Regions from separate parts of the Homo sapiens genome. Here all the other regions are linked to region 5. Evidence: chromatin contacts called from ENCODE Hi-C or POLR2A ChIA-PET data. All regions are on one chromosome and are shown on one strand. Each heading gives the region's core, a stretch centred on a gene start or an enhancer-like site at or near the end of the contact. The rest is flanking DNA. Distances are from core to core; before and after follow the strand shown. Region 1 holds the start of TSPOAP1 (TSPO associated protein 1). Region 2 holds the start of SUPT4H1 (SPT4 homolog, DSIF elongation factor subunit). Region 3 holds the start of HLF (HLF transcription factor, PAR bZIP family member). Region 4 overlaps CUEDC1 (CUE domain containing 1). Region 5 holds the start of C17orf67 (chromosome 17 open reading frame 67). Region 6 holds the start of MRPS23 (mitochondrial ribosomal protein S23).

Region 1 (2,700 bases), core at 102-2,601, 1.5 Mb after region 5:
AGCCACAGAGATGGACCCACAGACAGGCCAAGAGAGGACAGGTGGGCATTGGGGATGCATACCTCGCCTCACCTCCTGGCCAGGCTGGAGGACATGGTGAGAGACCCCCACCTTGCAGACCCCAGCCCTCCACAGATCCCTTACCTTCAGGAAAGCCTCCACTTCCTCATCCTCTGGCCTCTGGCAGGCGGGTCCAGAGCTGGATGCTTGCTGGCCCAGGCTGGGCAGACAAGCCTCTGCTCCTTCAGGGTCAGTTCCCCCCACGGGCCTGGAGCTCCCGTCTCCTTTGGGCTTGGAACTCTCCTCAGACCTCAGTTCTTGAAGCTGCAGAGCTGCCGGAGGAGTATCAGCGATGCTTGGGGCTGCACTGCTAGGTTCACCCCCTCGACCTGGAGTCCAGCTATGCCAGGTGGGCAGTGCCCATGGCTCCATGGCTCCAGGGTCCCCAGGCCGTGGGAGGGTTGTCAGTTGCTCCATGGTACTGCCAAGGGGCCCCAGAACCCGGGCCGGGGGACATCACCCAGCCAGGTGGGGGGACTGGCGAGGGTCATGCCAGGCCAGCCCCTCTCCCCTCTGAGCTCTTGCTTCACCGACGCTCCATCCAAGGTTGGCTGAGCTCTTCCCCACCCACAAAGGAGGCTGCAGAAGGCGCCAGGGCTGCTGGAGCTGGAGCCAGGGGTATGTGAGCTATGTTTGCTGGTAGCTGTGTGTGTGCGCGAGTATGTGGAGGAGCGAGGGTGTCCCTGTGGGGGTAGGGAGGATGTGCAGAGGCCACCGACAGCTGCGCCTGGGTGAGGGTGCGTGTGTGTGTCTCCAGGTCTGTCCGTGCAGGTCAATGCTGTCTCATGTGTTGGGAAGATGGGTGCCCCCACTTCTGTGTGTTGAGGGGGGTGGTGCTGTGTGTCACTGTCTGCCCATTTCAGAGTTGCCAGTTGTTTGTGTGTGTGTGTGTGGGTGTCTGTATTGCAGGGCTGTGGCAGTATGTGATGCTGTCCCTGGTTGTATCTGAGTGTGTCAGTGTCGTGCAGCTGTGTGCATCGGTGTCGTTGTGTGTCTGTCAGTGTCTGTGGGTCTGGCCGTCTGTCGCAACCCCTCAGCCCGGCCAGAGGCTTCAGGAGCTGCTGGGGGTGATCCCCAGTGGTCCGCTGTGGTCCTTTATCTCCGGCTCTGCTCTCTGCTGCTGCTCTTTCGCTTGCTGGGTGGCTGGGCTGGTCCTAAGGAGGCCTGGGTCGATGGGCTGCTTGCCTCATAGTCTCAGCCCCTGCTGGCCTCTGCTCTGGGGACTGCAGGGGTCCCTTACAGTCCAGGAGCCTCGAGATGGTGGGCTCCGAGGAGGGCTGAGCCTCAGAATTGGGTGGGGGGGTGAGCCGGGAAGAGCCAGCCCTCCCCTCCTCCTCCTCCTCCTCCCCTCCCACCCACCAATAGGAAGTCGGCTGCTGGTTTCCATGGTGATGGCGCTGGACTGGTGGGCTGAACCGGCTGACAGGGTCGGGGACAGAAGGAAGAGCAGGTTTCTCACGGCATGTCAGCCCAGGGCTCCCACATGTGGCCTCCCACCCTCATCTTCACACATTCTCACACCTTCCGGAGTACAGAGGCGAGTGGGGTGCAGATGGTCCTCCCTACATCGGGTGAGACTGATAGAGACAGAACGGGGGAGGGTATGACAGAGATCCAGCCACAGAGAAGGGCAGAACTAGAAAAGATGGGACTTGAGATGAAACAAAGAGAGAGACAGAAACCAAGAGAAAGAAACCGGGAAGACAAGCAAAGAGACAGGTAGAAATAGACGGAGAATTCCTTCTGCTTCCTCCTGGCAGATTGCACTTGGGGGGCAACCTGGCTGTCCCAGGCCACCAGGGAAGCCCACATGGCCTGTTGGGTTGGCTTTGTCCCGAATTGCCTGGAAGTTCATCTTCTGTCTAGCCTTAGATCTTGTTGCTAAATAATTTGGGGGACAAGGACGTGAGAATCCCCTCAGCCAGGAGTCAGTCTATATGCAGTGGCAGGGGTCTAGACAGAGTCCCCAGAGCCAGGGGTGTTGGGAGAAGCCCCGAGAGGCAGCCCCTCTCCACTCTGAACCCGGGACTCATTAGGCAAGCCAGTTTCAGCCAAGGTCGGGGGCCCTCGTGTGGCACCCCCACAGAATAGCAGCGGTGATACTGAACCCTAGAGCCCCTGACTGTGGGCTCCACCCAGGCAAGAGCCAATGGAACTGGAGGTAGGGGGTGCATGGGGAGGAGTGGACATCTTCACTTCCCTAAAGCAGTGTGTAGGTCAACACGCACGCCACTGCATGATGTGTTGCTGTTTAGGTCAGAGTATATATGCATGCCATTATGCGCATGCGTGTGTATAGTATGCATCTATAGAATAGACATTATCTATTTCTGTATATGTGAAGGGGCCATTGTGTGTATATATGTGTGTGCTATTATGTGTCTATGAGTCACATAATAAAACGTAACAAAAACACATTGGGTGTATCTGTATGTATGTTTCTGTGTCATTGCATCTATGTTTGTTTGCCACTGTGTCTATGTGTGTGCTGTTATGTGCATGGGAGGCTATCATTGCATGAGTTTATAAATTACAACACATCATGATATATATAGATATGGATGCTACTATATGGCACAATGTAGTAATTGATTACACAATATATGACATGCTCATATCGTCATGTAAATATGCATAATG
Region 2 (2,766 bases), core at 6-2,505, 1.5 Mb after region 5:
TTAAGATTACATTCTTTCTTCTCATGTTAAGTCTTTGAAATCTGGGGTATATTTTATACTTAAAAGCATGTCTTAATTTGGACTAGACACATTTCAAGTGCTCAGTAGCTACACGTGGATAGTGGTCACTGTATTAGATGCATAGCACTAGTATGTCCCAAAATAACTGTTGAGGCTGGACACAGTGGCTTACACCTATAATCCCAGCACTCTGGGAGGTTGAAGTCAGAGGATCATTCCACGCTGCAGTGAGCTATGATCATGCCACTGCACTCCAGCCTGAGCCACAGAGCAAAACCCTGATTCAAAAAAAAAAAAAAAAAAAAAAACCCACACAAAATAACCCCCAAAAACGAATGGCTGGGCCCAACTAGGATTAACACTTGCCCTGCATTTACTTCTCTGGGTGCAGGTTGGGTAATGCAGAAGTGAATGATGGAAACTGAAGCGGCTTACCCATCAAAGGAAGAGCTAGTGCAGTCATATACCATCTCTCGGTTACCCTTCATTTGTAGATATGCATCACAATTGTCACAACCATCATATTCAAACTGGTCTATAGTCTGGGAGTGAAAGAAAAATAAAGGAAAAGGAGAGATAAGCATGAACAAGACCAAGAGAAAAAGTAGCTTTCTCAATACTTCGACCTGCTCAATTTCTTGTTTCCCTATGTTGACTGTGTATCCTAAGGTTCCCCACCTACTACTCTCAAAGCTTCATTCCTAAGTCCCACCCTCCCACTCCTTCCTCTCTCGTTCCCAATTCCGTTTTATCTATTCCTTTCTCTAGTCTACTCAGGGTCAGGCATCCTTTCCGACTACTCACTCAGCAGCGGATCCCCACCCGCCTCTGACTCCCAGTGTCTTTCGGCTCCAACGTAAGTTCACCGAACGTCTAAGAGCTGAGGATTCAAAGGCATGTAAGACCGCCCCTGCCCTCAGCTGCAAGACCTGTCCGCGATCCTACGAGGTAAACGATGGCCTCCTTCGGCTTCTCACTCCCCCTGCCACCTCTGAGTTCTGAGACTTAACTTTTCTCTTTACTGTCCCACAGCCCCATTCCGCCCTCTTTCCCCGACCTTGGTCCCCCATGGGCCCTACAACCAGGTCCCCGACTGACACCTTGACCAGCGAACACAGCAAACAGGCCCGCAGATGCCGCAGGTCCTTCGGCACCGTCTCCAGGGCCATCTTCGCCGATGGGAAGAACAACAGGGAGATAGACGACCACAGCCTGTGCACCCGCAGGAAGTAAATAGCTCGTTACCCAGAATGCCCACCACTTCCGGCGCTTAGACTTCCTCTTCCGGTGTGGGCGGACGCCAGCTCCGCCCCTACCCCCGCCAGAGGAGATGGTTTCTCCCGCCAGCAGGCGGGGAGGCTGGGCGGCCGGCCGCCACCTGGGCCGGAGCGCGTCGCAGCCACCTGAGCCCGCCGAGGGCGCGGCGGAGGCTGTGTGGGGTAGTCAGCGGGCCCCCGGGGCGGGGGGGCGGCTGCGCTTGCGCGGGAGTGTGTCGGGCTGAGCCGCAGCGCCGAGACGCGGGCTGTTTGATCTGGGCTGGTGGCCCTGGGCGTCGGTCCTGTTCCCCGATGGTAACCCGAAGTTTGTTTTTTTTTGTTTTGTCTCCCCGTTTTAGAAGCATTGGGGGCAGTGAATCCACTGTCTCCCTCTGGATTGTCTCTGCAGAGACCGAGAAGAAATCCAGGGACAGCCCCACCCCTCCTTCCTAACTGCGAGAGCGCTATAGGGTTTCCACTTGCTTCCCACAGGAATGCTGGCCTGGGAGCTACGGCGGAAAAAAATGCGTATTTATCTTTTAAAACTCCGTCTGTTTGCTCGTTCCGGCTGATAATTTATACTTTGCGCAGTTCTTAGCGCTTAGACACGGTTCCTTTACTAAAGACCATTTGTAGGAGATTAGGTGTCCTTTTTTTCCCTTTCATTTCACCGTCTAGGAAGCGAAATGCCTTGTTCTATAGGCACTAAACCACCACCCCTACCAAACCTTTCTCGGGGAAGCAGAAGGGGAACTTGTGCCTTGTGAGGAAGCGACAAAGGCCCCTTCTGGCCCTGGAGACTTCACGCCAATGGAGCACCAGCTCTCTGTCCTCGCAATAGCCCGAGTGCAGGCAGAACGCAGTCATTTGTGTTTATCTGAGAGGAGCTTTGGGATATAAATAGTTTCAGGCCCCGCTGCGCTGTCATTCCAGCCCAGCCTCCTGATTGAGCTGCTTCCGGGCGGGCTTTCTTCTTGTTGGCGGTCCCATGCTGTGTTCAGATGGGCTCTGTGACAGGTTTGGATGTTTTCTATCACTGAATAAAACTTTCCACTTTGGAACATATTTTCTACACTCTATTATCTCATGTAAGTCCTGCAACAACTATTAAGTAGGCCCATTTTATGGACTGAAAAAGCGAGGCACAGAGTATTTGCCCAAGGTCTGAGTCACTGAAGTATGATAATGTGTGAAGTGAACAGTATAATAATAATGACTGAAGCACAGTAAGAATCCAGTCATGCTTTCTCCTTCCCTGATCTCACTAAGCCACACTTTTAGGGGCTTACAAACCAGTTCTTATTGCCAAGCCCTCTACTCTACCCTATCCTTTCATGAATCGGAGCCTAGCCTCTGATAACATAAATAATTTACTTCTCTTGATGTAGAAAGAGATGACGTTGTTACCCTGAGTGACAGTCACGACAGAACAAAACCACAAGACCAGACCACATTTGTGGATAAATATATTAGCAAATAAATATATTTC
Region 3 (2,700 bases), core at 50-2,549, 1.6 Mb before region 5:
TTTATGAAGAACCTACAGCTCAGGGCAGAAAGGCACTTGCCGGAATCACCCTGCCAGGGAACTCTGAACCCCGCTGCGCCGCCGCTCCTGATCTCTGGGGTTTCAGGCGCCTCCTCTCTTACAACCCTCTCCTGGGGAAGTAAACCCCATCAAGACACCACCACATCCTTCCCCAGCGACTCAGCCTGGGGTCACAAAGGCCTTTACGTCCCACTGAAAAACGGTTTTCTTTCATTTGTGCCCATTCGTTCTTGCAGCCCCTTCCCCAGATCGAAGACTAGGGTCTTAGTAAGGAGAGGTAAGGAGGGAGGGGAAGAACCTGCCTGGCCCCCCGCGGAGCTCTGCAGGGGGCGTCGCGGCTGCACGCCAGCGCCCGCACCACCCCAGGCGGGAAGGGAGTTATCACACAGGGGGTCGCACGCAGATCTCGGGGACCGTGGGTGCCACGAGGTCAAACTGGCAGAGGGAGACGCTGCAGCTGCTGTAACAGCAAGGAAAGCCGAAGCCCCCTTAGGGGATACTTTACAAAATTATTTTAATCACCGTGCAAACCTAATAACTTGACCCAAGCGCAATCACCTGTATTCACCCAGAGTAAATATTCCTAAAATCCCGTTCAGTGTGTCTGTGTCTCTCCCGCCTCTTTCCGTTTCAGGCAAATGTCTACCCCCCCTCTCCCCCCACCGTTAACACCTCTCTGCAGCGTGGGAAACAGTGCCCAGCAGCTCAGTCCTCCGCTTCCCGCTCTGCTTTTTGCATCCCATTCGGACTTATAGGAAGTAGTTATTTTTTGGTGGTGGTGGAAACTGGGCAAGAAAGAAGACGCTAAGCTTGGCCGGGGCCAGGAGAAATATTGAGAAGGGTCGTTACCTTCCATCCGATCTAAACCAATCATCTCAAACTTGGCTACTCTTTGGAACCACCTGGGGAGCTTTAAAAATTATGGACGCCCTGATAGCACCGCAGAGGTTCTGATCTAATTGATCTGGGATGCGGCCTGGGTATCGCGATTTTTTTAAAACTCCTCAGGTTATTCCCAGCTTGAAAACTATGGATATAAATTTCTCATTCCTCTTCCCACCCAGACCAAAAAAAAAAAAAAAAATCTAAGCCTAAGTTGATGGCCCAGGGAATCTGGCACCTGCTCCCCTGCAACCAGCCAGTGCTGCAAGGTCCCCGAAAATCGGCGCGAGCGGCGACGCTAAACACGCGGCGGCGGGGCGAGCGGGCCAGGCGGGCGGTGCCGCGCGTGGCCCCGCCCCCGCACGCCTATGGGCGCGAGGTGCGGGCCCTGACGTCACTCTTGTCAGGGCCGCGGCACATGGGCGGCCGGATGCGCTGAGCCCGGCGCTGCGGGGCCGCGGAGCGCTGGGGAGCAGCGGCCGCCGGCGCGGGGAGGGGGGTGGGGTGGGACGGCGCACCGCCTCCGGTGCTGGCACTAGGGGCTGGGGTCGGCGCGGTGTCTTCTGCCCTTCTGCAGCCGTCGACATTTTTTTTTCTTTCTTTTTTTCAATTTTGAACATTTTGCAAAACGAGGGGTTCGAGGCAGGTGAGAGCATCCTGCACGTCGCCGGGGAGCCCGCGGGCACTTGGCGCGCTCTCCTGGGACCGTCTGCACTGGAAACCCGAAAGTTTTTTTTTAATATATATTTTTATGCAGATGTATTTATAAAGATATAAGTAATTTTTTTCTTCCCTTTTCTCCACCGCCTTGAGAGCGAGTACTTTTGGCAAAGGACGGAGGAAAAGCTCAGCAACATTTTAGGGGGCGGTTGTTTCTTTCTTATTTCTTTTTTTAAGGGGAAAAAATTTGAGTGCATCGCGATGGAGAAAATGTCCCGACCGCTCCCCCTGAATCCCACCTTTATCCCGCCTCCCTACGGCGTGCTCAGGTCCCTGCTGGAGAACCCGCTGAAGCTCCCCCTTCACCACGAAGACGGTGAGCGCTGCCGCGGCCCCGCTCCGGGAAGGGACGACGCTCCGGGGGTCCCCCTCCGCGGCCGGGCACGCCCGCTGGAGCATCCCCCAACCCCGCTCCCGCCCTGTCCCGCGGCGCCCCGGCCCCGCGCTGATGAAATTGAGGAGCTCACCCAGCACCCTTCCTCCCCTTCCTCCTCCTCCATGAAAGGGGAGGGACCCCTCCTGAGCTACATTTAAAAGAGCTTCGGGCACCCGGCCTCCCTGGGTCCCGCTCCTGCGGCGCGGGTGGGAGGTGTAACTTGACAGGTCAGGATCGTTCCCTAGAACGAGGCACACCCGCACGCAGAGCGAGCCCGCCTGCGGAGGGCAGAGCCTCCCGGGCTGGGGAGGAGAAACCCTGGGGCCTGGTTCTGTGCGGGGCAGGGGGCGGGGGTCGGCTTGAGGGAGGGGGTTTCACTGCGTAGCCTGGGTTTTGGGGTTGTGTTACAGCTTCTGTTACTGGTTAGTATTTGGAACTCACGAGGTGTGAGAGAAGACTCGTTTTCTTCTGGTGAAGGGTAGCTGAGAAAGCGGGGTGGGGGCTGGGGCCGGTGGGGGGAGTGGTCTCTCGGCGGGAAGCCGTGCACGCCTCCAGCGTTGACACTTTCCCGGTGCACTTTTTCTGGTGGGAGGGGAGAGCGGAGCAGGCTCACGTGTAACCGCGCAGGAGCCTCCTCTGGCTTGAGCCCTTTCTTGGTAAGTCCCAAACCTTCCCAAGACAACCTTGGCCTTAGCAGTAGA
Region 4 (2,813 bases), core at 4-2,503, 1.1 Mb after region 5:
TTTTATTTATTTATTATTTATTTATTTATTTATTTTTAAGACAGAGTTTTGCTCTTGTTGCACAGGCTGGAGTGCAGTGGCGCTATCTCAGCTCAGCGCAACCTCTGCCTCCCGGGTTCGAGCGATTCTCCTGCCTCAGCCTCCTGAGTAGCTGGGATTACAGGCATGTGCCACCACGCCCGGCTAATTTTATATTTTTGGTAGAGATGGGGTTTTTCCATGTTGGTCAGGCTGGTCTCGAACTTCTGACCTCAGGTGATCTGCCTGCCTCAGCCTCCAAAATGCTGGGATTACAGGCACGAGCCACCGTGCCCAGCCTTTTTTTTTTTTTTTTTTTTTTTTTGAAAAGGAGTCTCACTCTGTCACCCAAGCAGGAGTGCAATGGCATGATCCTGGCTCACTGCAACCTCCACCTTCTGGGTTCAAGCGATTCTCCTGCCTCAGCCTCCAGAGTAGCTGGGACTACAGGAGTGTGACACCATGCCTGGCTAATTTTTGTATTTTAGTAGAGACGGGCTTTCACCTTGTTGGCCAGGCTGATCTTGAACTCCTGACCTCAAGTGATCTGCCTGCCTTGGCCCCCCAAAGTGCTGGGATTGCAGGCATGAGCCACCATGCCCGGTCTAGCTTTTTATTTTTTTGAGACGAGATCTCAGTCTGGGTGAAGACTGGAGTGCAGTGGAACAATCCCGGCTCACCGCAGCCTTGAACTCCTGGGCTCAGGTGATCCTCCCACCTCAGCCTCCCAAGTAGCTGGGACTACAGGCACACATCACCACGCCCAGCTAATTTTTCAAATTATGTGTAGAGATGTGGGTGGGGGGAGAGGGTCTCACTATGTTGCCCAGGCTGGTCTCGAACTCCTGACCTCAAGTGATCCTCCCACCTTGGCCCCCCAGAGTGCTGACATTACAGGCGTGAACCATTTCGCCTGACCTGAACAGCTTCTGGACGTGTCTGGCCAGCTCATATCCCTCCTGTGAGGACCGCCTCTACTCCCATTCACAGGGGAAAGCTCCTACCCCCTGGTGCTGCGTGATCATGCCCTCCTGGCCCCAGCTGACTGGCCCAGTGGTAGACAGCTGATCCACACAAGCCCATCAGACTCTCTCCTCAGGAGTTCACATCAAGGCTCAGACACCATTCAGTAACTAAGGGTTACTGGAAAGTGGACGGGTGTATTTGGGAGCTGAGGGGCCATACCACCTGGTGCACATCCACAGCAGCAGCGGCGTCCTGCAGGTGCACCATGCAGACTCACTGAGAACAGCTGCGTCAGCCACCCCCACCACACCCCCACACACCCCCGGCACTTGGGAGACCAGGCACTTCCTCCTTTGAGTCTTCAATTCCCCTATGGCTTCAAATAGCTCGAGCTGGTTTCTGTTACTTGCCTTCAGTAGAGTCTGAACTGAGAGACAAGCTGGCATCACTATCCTCCCTGTACAGATGAGGAAAGAGGCTCTAGAGGTGACTAAATCAACATCATATAGTCAACATGTAATAAAGGAGCCGTTAAAAACCCTGCCATGTGACTCTTCTTCAGTGCCATCCCATGCCTCCTTCCCTGGATTAAAGGAAGTGGCAGGTATTCCATTTCTGTCAGTGTTTAAAAAAAAAAAAAAAAATGGTGGCACAGTAAGCGATTCAGCCAGAGGCACTCCAATGGACTGAAGCTGGAAACAAGAAATTCAAAATCCTCTCCTTTAGATCGGCAAAGACAGCTCTTCTCTCCTCTACATTTGCCAGCCTTCCTTGCAGTGAGGTCGGCCCCATGTGACCAGCTCTGGACAATGTGAATGGAAGTAACAGGTGTCAGTTTCCTCCATCTCTCTCCTCCCCTCCCGCAGTAACCTTGAAGGCCCTATATTCCAGATGATGTGGCTACAGATGGAGGTGCACTGCCTGACCTACAAGACTTTCCACGAGCAAAAAATAAACCTAGATGGTGTCAAGCCCCTGGGATGTCAGGATTTGATTATTCCTGCAGCATAATCCAGCCTCTCCTGACTAAAGCACAGGAATTTTTCAGCCTGGGCCCTTCAGCAGGATGCTGCATTCATTTGTTTAACATTCATCTGTTTAACAAATATTTCTGGAGCAACAGTGCCAGGTGCTGTCATGGGTATAATCAAGGGCACAGTAGTTTTTAAAAAAATACAATAACTACCCTTAGGAAGCACCCTATCTGGTGACTCATAAGCCCCACTTGGGACTAAAAGAAACAGTTCTACAGGTGCAAAGCAGAACTCCCACGCAGCCCCTGGCTAACCTGAGCCCCAGAGAAGCTAAGCTGCCAGGAGGCAAAGACAGCTTGTCCTAGTGACTCCAGGAGGGTGGCAGCCAAGAGTGAGTTCACACCAGGCTTTCACACCCAAGGCTCTACCAACTCTACTCCTGCCAGCCGTGTGGCTGTAGACAAGTGCTTCCCTTGCTCTGGGCGCAGACACATGGGAGAAGGCATCAAGGAGGAGTCATCAAGAGAGCAGGTGGCTGATGGAAAACAGAAGCCGCAAAAGACACCACTCATCTTCCCCACCCTCCTCTGCAGCCGAAATGTCTCCTCTGGGAATCATCTCCCTGTTTCATTTTAACTGGAAAAGTCCCCCATGACTGAGCTTTTCTCCCCCTATCCCACATAGCAGAGGACTGAGCAGAGAAGTCATTATTCTGTCAGGAACTGGTGTCTGGGTATAGTCTCCTTTCTTTATGCCAAAAGCTAGATAAAAGTTAGGTAGACAGGGTTGCCATATACAGTTATGCAGGCTGTTCACTACAACGTGCCCATCCAAAGGGGCAAATGGAGCTCAAAT
Region 5 (2,700 bases), core at 88-2,587:
ACAGCCATCTAACAGGCACTGTCGCCTAACCTTACTTACACTGACCCACCCTTCACAAGTTTCACTTTCCTGACTACTGAGTTCCTGCTCATCCCCTTCACATTCCCTCCTCCTCCCTCTTAAACACCTAGTCACTTCTGCACAAAGTTCAGTTCCGTTCACGAGGTACCTTCTTCCCTATTACAATAGTATATTATTAAAATCTGCTTTACCACTTTTACTAGTGTCTAGCTTTATCTTCTACAGTTAATACAAATATACGCACATACACATGCATATATATGCACACATAATAATATATACATACACACATACACGTATATATACATCTATATGTGTATTCTTAATGAATGTTATGTCTTCTCTAATCGTTTGGAAGATATTATCAAGTATTTCTTTGCAGTTTTCCTATGATCTCTGCGTTTCTTTTCTGTTCCTTTGGTCCCTTGCTTCGGTGTGTGTTTTCTTTCCATCTTTTATGCTAGAGGAAGTCCGCAAGCAACAAGTGGTCCTCGGCTCCCACTCCTATGTATGTATGTAGTAGGAAGGAAGCCGCTGAGTGCAGCTGTGCGCGCCGGGGCGGTGCCTGTGCCTCTCTGGATTCCGTGTTTCTTCGGGGGTGCTGAGCAGCGGTGCTTCCGCGTCCGCGTTCTCCGGGTAGCTGATGTGCTGCAGGCTGCAGCCCGCGTGGTCGCGGCTCAGGTCCGTGTTGGGCTGGTAGGACTCCAGCGGGGAGCGAGCATTCCTCCGGAACCTGGGGCTGGACGACAGCAGCAGGAGGCGTGCTCCCATCTCCGGTAGTCCCCGGCTCCCGCTGCTCCCCTTTCTCCCCGGCCTCGGGCGCTGGCGGGCGCGGGCGAGGGGGTAGCGCAGGGGAGGCCCGCCCGCCACGGCAGGGGGCGGAAACCGCGGCCGGGCTCGGGGTCAGCGGCGACGAGCGGGCGGCTGCCCCGCTCGCCCTCGGCCTCCGCGCCCGCCCGCCGCTCCGCAGCGGAGGAGCCCTCAGGTTTGCGTTACTGCGGCCGCCACACCTACCTCAGCCCGCCGCGGCCAGGTCGGGCGGTGCCGCGCAGGCCGCCTCCCCCCCTCGCTTCCCAGTCGGCTTACGCATCCCCGGCGGCGGCGGCGCCGGCATCGGCTAGAGGTTCGGCTCAAGTCGGGGGCACTCGTGTCTGCGCCGAGCGGCGGGCGTGAGCGCGGCCCCTGGGCCCCGCGCGGCGCGGTGCTGCGAGGAGGATCCTCGTGGCCTTGCCCCGCCGGCGGCTTTCCAGAATTTTCTACGATTACGAAGTTTTGGCATTCAACCCTCCATCCTCTCAAACGCCCCACTGTTACTCCGCCCCCTTCCCCTAGGCCCCGCCCCCAGCCGCAGTGCCCTGCCTCTTCCATCCGTCTCCAGCCTCCTCCACGGCCCCGCCCCCTCAGGCCGGTCCGTCTCCCCTCCCACCTCACACCTCCGCCCCGCCCGTCAGCCCTGGCTCCGCCCAGCCACGGGGCTCGCCGCCACAGGCCCCGCCTCCAGCTCGCGGCCCCGCGCGCCGGATCGGCGTGCGTGCGGCTGGAGCCTTAAGCGTTTCCCCCGCCCGGCTTCATCCCTGCTGGCGGCCCAGCGTCGTTCTCCTCCTGCGCGAGGCGGCCAAGGCCTGCTGGCCCGGAGCCGCGCCTCCACCCGCGCGAGGTAGGGCTTCGAGGACCGGCGCGGCGCAGGTCTCCGGAGGCCTCCCGAGAGGGGCTAGGGTCGCCGGGCCGCGCGTGGGAGCGGGTGGGGCCCGGGAGGAGACGGCGCCCCGGAGGGGAGTGCGAGGCCTGGGCCGACGGTTACGGGCGCCGACCGGCGTTGCCTGGCCTGAACGCCCGGCCTTTCGGTGGAGGGCAGCTTGCCCCTGTATGTTGCGCCCTTCCGTGGGTCAGACCGGCGGCAAGGTGAGGCGGCGGCGGCAGCAGCAGCCGCCTTGGGCTCCTGGACGCGCTCCCGAGGTGGGGCGGGTTGGGGAGTGGGGATTGGAGCGTGATGGCTGGACGTCGCCTTCTCGGCGCGGCAGGTCCCGGGAGACGGGGGGACGAGGCGCAGTCCCGCCCTCGGGAGAGCGGAGCCACCTTCACTGAGGGCGCCCGGTTTGGCCCCGGAAAGGCAGGAAGGGGGCGGGGAAGGGATGGCGAGCTCGGGGTGCACCGCCTGTTTCTTTTCTGGTTAGGTATCGTCCTTGGAGAAGATGGAAGCGGAGAGGCGGCCGGCGCCGGGCTCGCCCTCCGAGGGCCTGTTTGCGGACGGGCACCTGATCTTGTGGACGCTGTGCTCGGTCCTGCTGCCGGTGTTCATCACCTTCTGGTGTAGCCTCCAGCGGTCGCGCCGGCAGCTGCACCGCAGGGACATCTTCCGCAAGAGCAAGCACGGGTGGCGCGACACGGACCTGTTCAGCCAGCCCACCTACTGCTGCGTGTGCGCGCAGCACATTCTGCAGGGCGCCTTCTGCGACTGCTGCGGGCTCCGCGTGGACGAGGGCTGCCTCAGGAAGGCCGACAAGCGCTTCCAGTGCAAGGAGATTATGCTCAAGAATGACACCAAGGTCCTGGACGCCATGCCCCACCACTGGATCCGGGGCAACGTGCCCCTGTGCAGTTACTGTATGGTTTGCAAGCAGCAGTGTGGCTGTCAACCCAAGCTTTGCGATTACAGGTATGGTCTTCGTGGACACTCAC
Region 6 (2,700 bases), core at 111-2,610, 1.0 Mb after region 5:
CTTTCAAGCATCCTTTCATCTGAGTGGCTTCAAAGAGCCGGACTACTAGATCCACAGACCACGTTCCTCCTATCTCCACTCGTGGAGAAGGCCGGCATAATGATCACCATAAGCTTGGAGTCAGAGATGTGATTCCCAGATCTGCCACCCTCCTATATATTTAGTAATTACAAGAAGTTAGCTAATTTCCTTGAGCTTCGCAGTCTCCTTGAATAAAATGGAAACAAGAATGCCTTCCTTACAAGTTAGAGTAAGGCCTTTAGAGAATGAGATAATGCTTGCAAAGAGCTTAGTACAGTGCCTGGCCCAAAGCAGATGCCCAGAAACATGCGGCTATAATTGCAATGATCTTTCGGTTGCTGGGCTCCAGATTCCACTTTTCAGAACTTCAGTTTCACTATGAGGAAGGGGTGCTGCCTCCCTAATTTGGCTAGATAAGCCTTCTCCACAGGGCAAACCCCTGACTCAATTTCATGTTTGAATTCCCAGACTGCTACCGAAACCTTCCCTTCTGAAGTTCTGTTGCCTCCTGTCCACTACAGGGCTGAGCACTCACGCTCTAATCCGATCCTCGTGGTACCAGATGTCTTGGATGGGAGCTTTGGCTTTGCCATATCGCACTCGAGGCCTTTGGAAGACGGGCTCCCTCAGCGGGGGAAAGGCGTCATATACGTCAAACCACAGGGGCTTCTCCTTCAGCACCCCGGCCCGAACCAGGTCCCGAGTCCTTAGGGAGGGAACAGAACGAAACTGGGTCACTTGCAGTAGCCTGCCAAAGCCCCTGAATCAGTCTAGCACAGTTTGGGACATTAAAGGTATTATGCGGTCTGCAACACAGAACGGGGAAGGACTGCTCCCCACCTACAGAGAAGATCTGTCCACATCCCAAACCAAACTTAACAACGCTCAGGAGAGTTAAATCCCTCTATCTTCTTTTGTGCGTCCCACCCACGTTCGGTCACGGAAAAATGCAAAGAGCGGTCTTGCATGACCTGATAAGGAAGGCCCATCAGGCTCTTCCTCCCTTCCTCTTCCTAGAGACCTCCACTCGGGGAGAGGCAGCTGCAATAATCTTTAACATGACACATAAATTCAAGGAGAGGCATCCTCAGGCACAACTATTCGGAGCCAGGAGAAAACATGAGAGGGCCTCACCCAGCTCAGCCCCCGCACCCTGCAATACGCCTCGCCCTGCTCAGGTCCGCTCCAAGGAAGAGCGTGACCGGCTGAGAACCCCAGCCTGGGGGAGGCACCCTCAGCCCACCACGGCTGGGAGCACACACCGAGAGAAGATGCTCCCTACGGTTTCCAGCCGGCTGCCTGCCATGATCTGCGCCTGGTACCGAGCGTGACTAGCTGCTACCGGAACCGGAAGCGGCTGCTCCAGGTAAAGGGCGCATAAGTTGCTGGCCGAGCCAAGGATCGCTGGGCTTTCACCGCAGCCCCTGCGGGAGAGCGGCGCAGGCAGAAGCAAGTGATAGGCCGAACGGGCGCGCTCCGAGGTTACTTGCCAGGTTCAGGCAGGAGCACTCGATAGCCGAGCCAAAAGGGCAGGAGCGAGCCAAAGCCGGACAGAAGTAATAAATGACCGAGCTGTGGGAGGGATTCATCATGATGGTTGCTTTACTCTCTCTCGCCTTGTTGAGCCAACTCCTCTGAAAAGGTGGGGCCGCGCGGAGGAGAAGTAGTGGGGCAGAGCAGGGGTGAAGCGCAGCCTACAGTCCTAGGGGAGCCAACAAAGGCCGAGATTTGAGGTCACCAGCTCTAGGCCCAGGCTGAGCCTAATGTTGTTTAGAGTCACAGACTACGCAGAAGAAAACCAAGGCCGGGGAGGGGCCGTCACTTGCCCAGCGTCGTGCTAGATCTCGGGCCTCCGCCTCTGGCTGTGTAGTGCTCCCCACTAAGCCCCTCGTCCCCGGAGTGCCACCTGCATCCACGCTAACTAGGATGCTGGCTGCAACTCGTGTTTCCCGCGGCCGGTGTCGCGGGCTACCTCCTCCTTGGAACTCGAAAAGTGAAAGTGTCCGGAACAAACAGACGCCGAGAGGGAAACGAAAAAATCTGGAGAAAGTCATCTCTCAGTGTTAAACTGTAAAAAAATATAAACTGTGTGTAGCATACCCTTTGACCCAGTAATCATATTTCGGGGAAAGAACCCCTTAGAAATTAAAGCATCAATTCATGAGGATGTTTGTGCAAGGATCATCGTTGCAGCATTGTTTGTAGTGGGAAAAAAAATCCATCAGATGAGAAATAGCTGGAAAATTATTGTTCATACTTTCTTTGGAACCCTATGCAGCTATTAAAATGAATGAGCTAGATCCACATGTATTTACCAAGGTTAAGGTACATGACTTATGTTTAAATGAAAAACGAAGTTGCAAAGAAACATGTTTAGTGGAATCTCAACGTGTTAGAAAAAAAAAAGGAAAAAGAAACACCTCTATATATGTTTGTGTTTGAGGATAGAAATTCTGCAGAAGGACACCCAAGGCTGTGAACATTGGATATCTCGGAGTGAAACTGCAGGCAGGCAAGGGAGAATTTTTTCTTCCTTTACACATGCTTCAGAGTTTGACTTGTAAAGAGATTGTATTCATATTTGAACTTTTAATCCAATGAATGTTTTGAATCACACACAATGTCTCCTGGGAGCCTAGTCAAGTCATCCTAGAGTCCTCCCACTCTGAGGCTGGTGAA

The links. A loop is a pair of places that touch in the nucleus more often than their neighbours do. ChIA-PET counts read pairs that join two places held with the same protein, here RNA polymerase II (POLR2A). Pooled maps may share reads with other maps.
Region 1: a loop to region 5 is called in a map of CD8-positive, alpha-beta T cell, with 17 times the contacts of the local background. The contact joins the promoter of TSPOAP1 here to the promoter of C17orf67 in region 5. A Hi-C loop is called at or near these places in 3 of 168 maps with a recorded cell type or tissue (CD4-positive, alpha-beta memory T cell and CD8-positive, alpha-beta T cell), 5 of 37 single-sample maps with no recorded cell type and 8 of 50 pooled maps. POLR2A ChIA-PET finds 5 or more read pairs at or near these places in 1 of 52 experiments (CD4-positive, alpha-beta T cell).
Region 2: a pooled map shows a loop between it and region 5 (5-fold over the local background). The contact joins the promoter of SUPT4H1 here to the promoter of C17orf67 in region 5. A Hi-C loop is called at or near these places in 10 of 50 pooled maps.
Region 3: a map of ascending aorta shows a loop between it and region 5 (4-fold over the local background). The contact joins the promoter of HLF here to the promoter of C17orf67 in region 5. A Hi-C loop is called at or near these places in 2 of 168 maps with a recorded cell type or tissue (ascending aorta and naive thymus-derived CD4-positive, alpha-beta T cell) and 7 of 50 pooled maps.
Region 4: a loop to region 5 is called in a pooled map, with 6 times the contacts of the local background. The contact joins the enhancer-like site here to the promoter of C17orf67 in region 5. A Hi-C loop is called at or near these places in 2 of 50 pooled maps. POLR2A ChIA-PET finds 5 or more read pairs at or near these places in 2 of 52 experiments (activated B cell and activated CD8-positive, alpha-beta memory T cell).
Region 6: a map of CD8-positive, alpha-beta T cell shows a loop between it and region 5 (18-fold over the local background). The contact joins the promoter of MRPS23 here to the promoter of C17orf67 in region 5. A Hi-C loop is called at or near these places in 3 of 168 maps with a recorded cell type or tissue (CD8-positive, alpha-beta T cell and naive thymus-derived CD4-positive, alpha-beta T cell), 1 of 37 single-sample maps with no recorded cell type and 17 of 50 pooled maps.

What each region holds. Positions count from the first base shown.
Region 1 is chr17:58,327,444-58,330,143 of GRCh38, forward strand. It overlaps TSPOAP1 (TSPO associated protein 1), which reads right to left and starts at 1,352. Exons shown (of 32, transcript NM_004758.4): 1 at 145-1,352. The coding sequence starts at 477. It overlaps TSPOAP1-AS1 (TSPOAP1, SUPT4H1 and RNF43 antisense RNA 1), which reads left to right. Exons shown (of 5, transcript NR_038410.1): 2 at 607-678. RefSeq lists enhancers at 195-354, 1,225-1,294, 1,825-1,994, 2,095-2,174 and a silencer at 405-514.
Region 2 is chr17:58,350,946-58,353,711 of GRCh38, forward strand. It overlaps SUPT4H1 (SPT4 homolog, DSIF elongation factor subunit), which reads right to left and starts at 1,256. Exons shown (of 5, transcript NM_003168.3): 1 at 1,122-1,256; 2 at 457-563. The coding sequence starts at 1,190. TSPOAP1-AS1 (TSPOAP1, SUPT4H1 and RNF43 antisense RNA 1) reads left to right here. Exons shown (of 5, transcript NR_038410.1): 4 at 799-969; 5 at 1,054-2,766. RNF43 (ring finger protein 43) reads right to left here. Exons shown (of 10, transcript NM_017763.6): 10 at 2,731-2,766. RefSeq lists silencers at 830-939, 1,220-1,649 and an enhancer at 2,037-2,572.
Region 3 is chr17:55,263,661-55,266,360 of GRCh38, forward strand. HLF (HLF transcription factor, PAR bZIP family member) reads left to right here and starts at 1,300. Exons shown (of 4, transcript NM_002126.5): 1 at 1,300-1,939. The coding sequence starts at 1,825. RefSeq lists a silencer at 1,104-1,423.
Region 4 is chr17:57,938,643-57,941,455 of GRCh38, forward strand. The region is part of intron 1 of CUEDC1 (CUE domain containing 1); the gene reads right to left. Among named protein-coding and RNA genes, the nearest start is that of CUEDC1, 15 kb to the right of the region's middle. RefSeq lists an enhancer at 2,650-2,709. Within about 2 kb of position 1,254, at least 18 of the 41 ENCODE cell types and tissues checked have a DNase peak (open chromatin) inside an H3K27ac peak, as active enhancers do.
Region 5 is chr17:56,832,583-56,835,282 of GRCh38, forward strand. It overlaps C17orf67 (chromosome 17 open reading frame 67), which reads right to left and starts at 1,338. Exons shown (of 8, transcript NM_001085430.4): 1 at 1,036-1,338; 2 at 316-760. It overlaps DGKE (diacylglycerol kinase epsilon), which reads left to right and starts at 1,569. Exons shown (of 12, transcript NM_003647.3): 1 at 1,569-1,678; 2 at 2,196-2,677. The coding sequence starts at 2,214. RefSeq lists silencers at 566-860, 834-1,903 and enhancers at 1,228-1,825, 2,294-2,693, 2,425-2,700.
Region 6 is chr17:57,848,684-57,851,383 of GRCh38, forward strand. MRPS23 (mitochondrial ribosomal protein S23) reads right to left here and starts at 1,361. Exons shown (of 5, transcript NM_016070.4): 1 at 1,284-1,361; 2 at 557-727. The coding sequence starts at 1,327. RefSeq lists enhancers at 1,342-1,671, 1,347-1,856.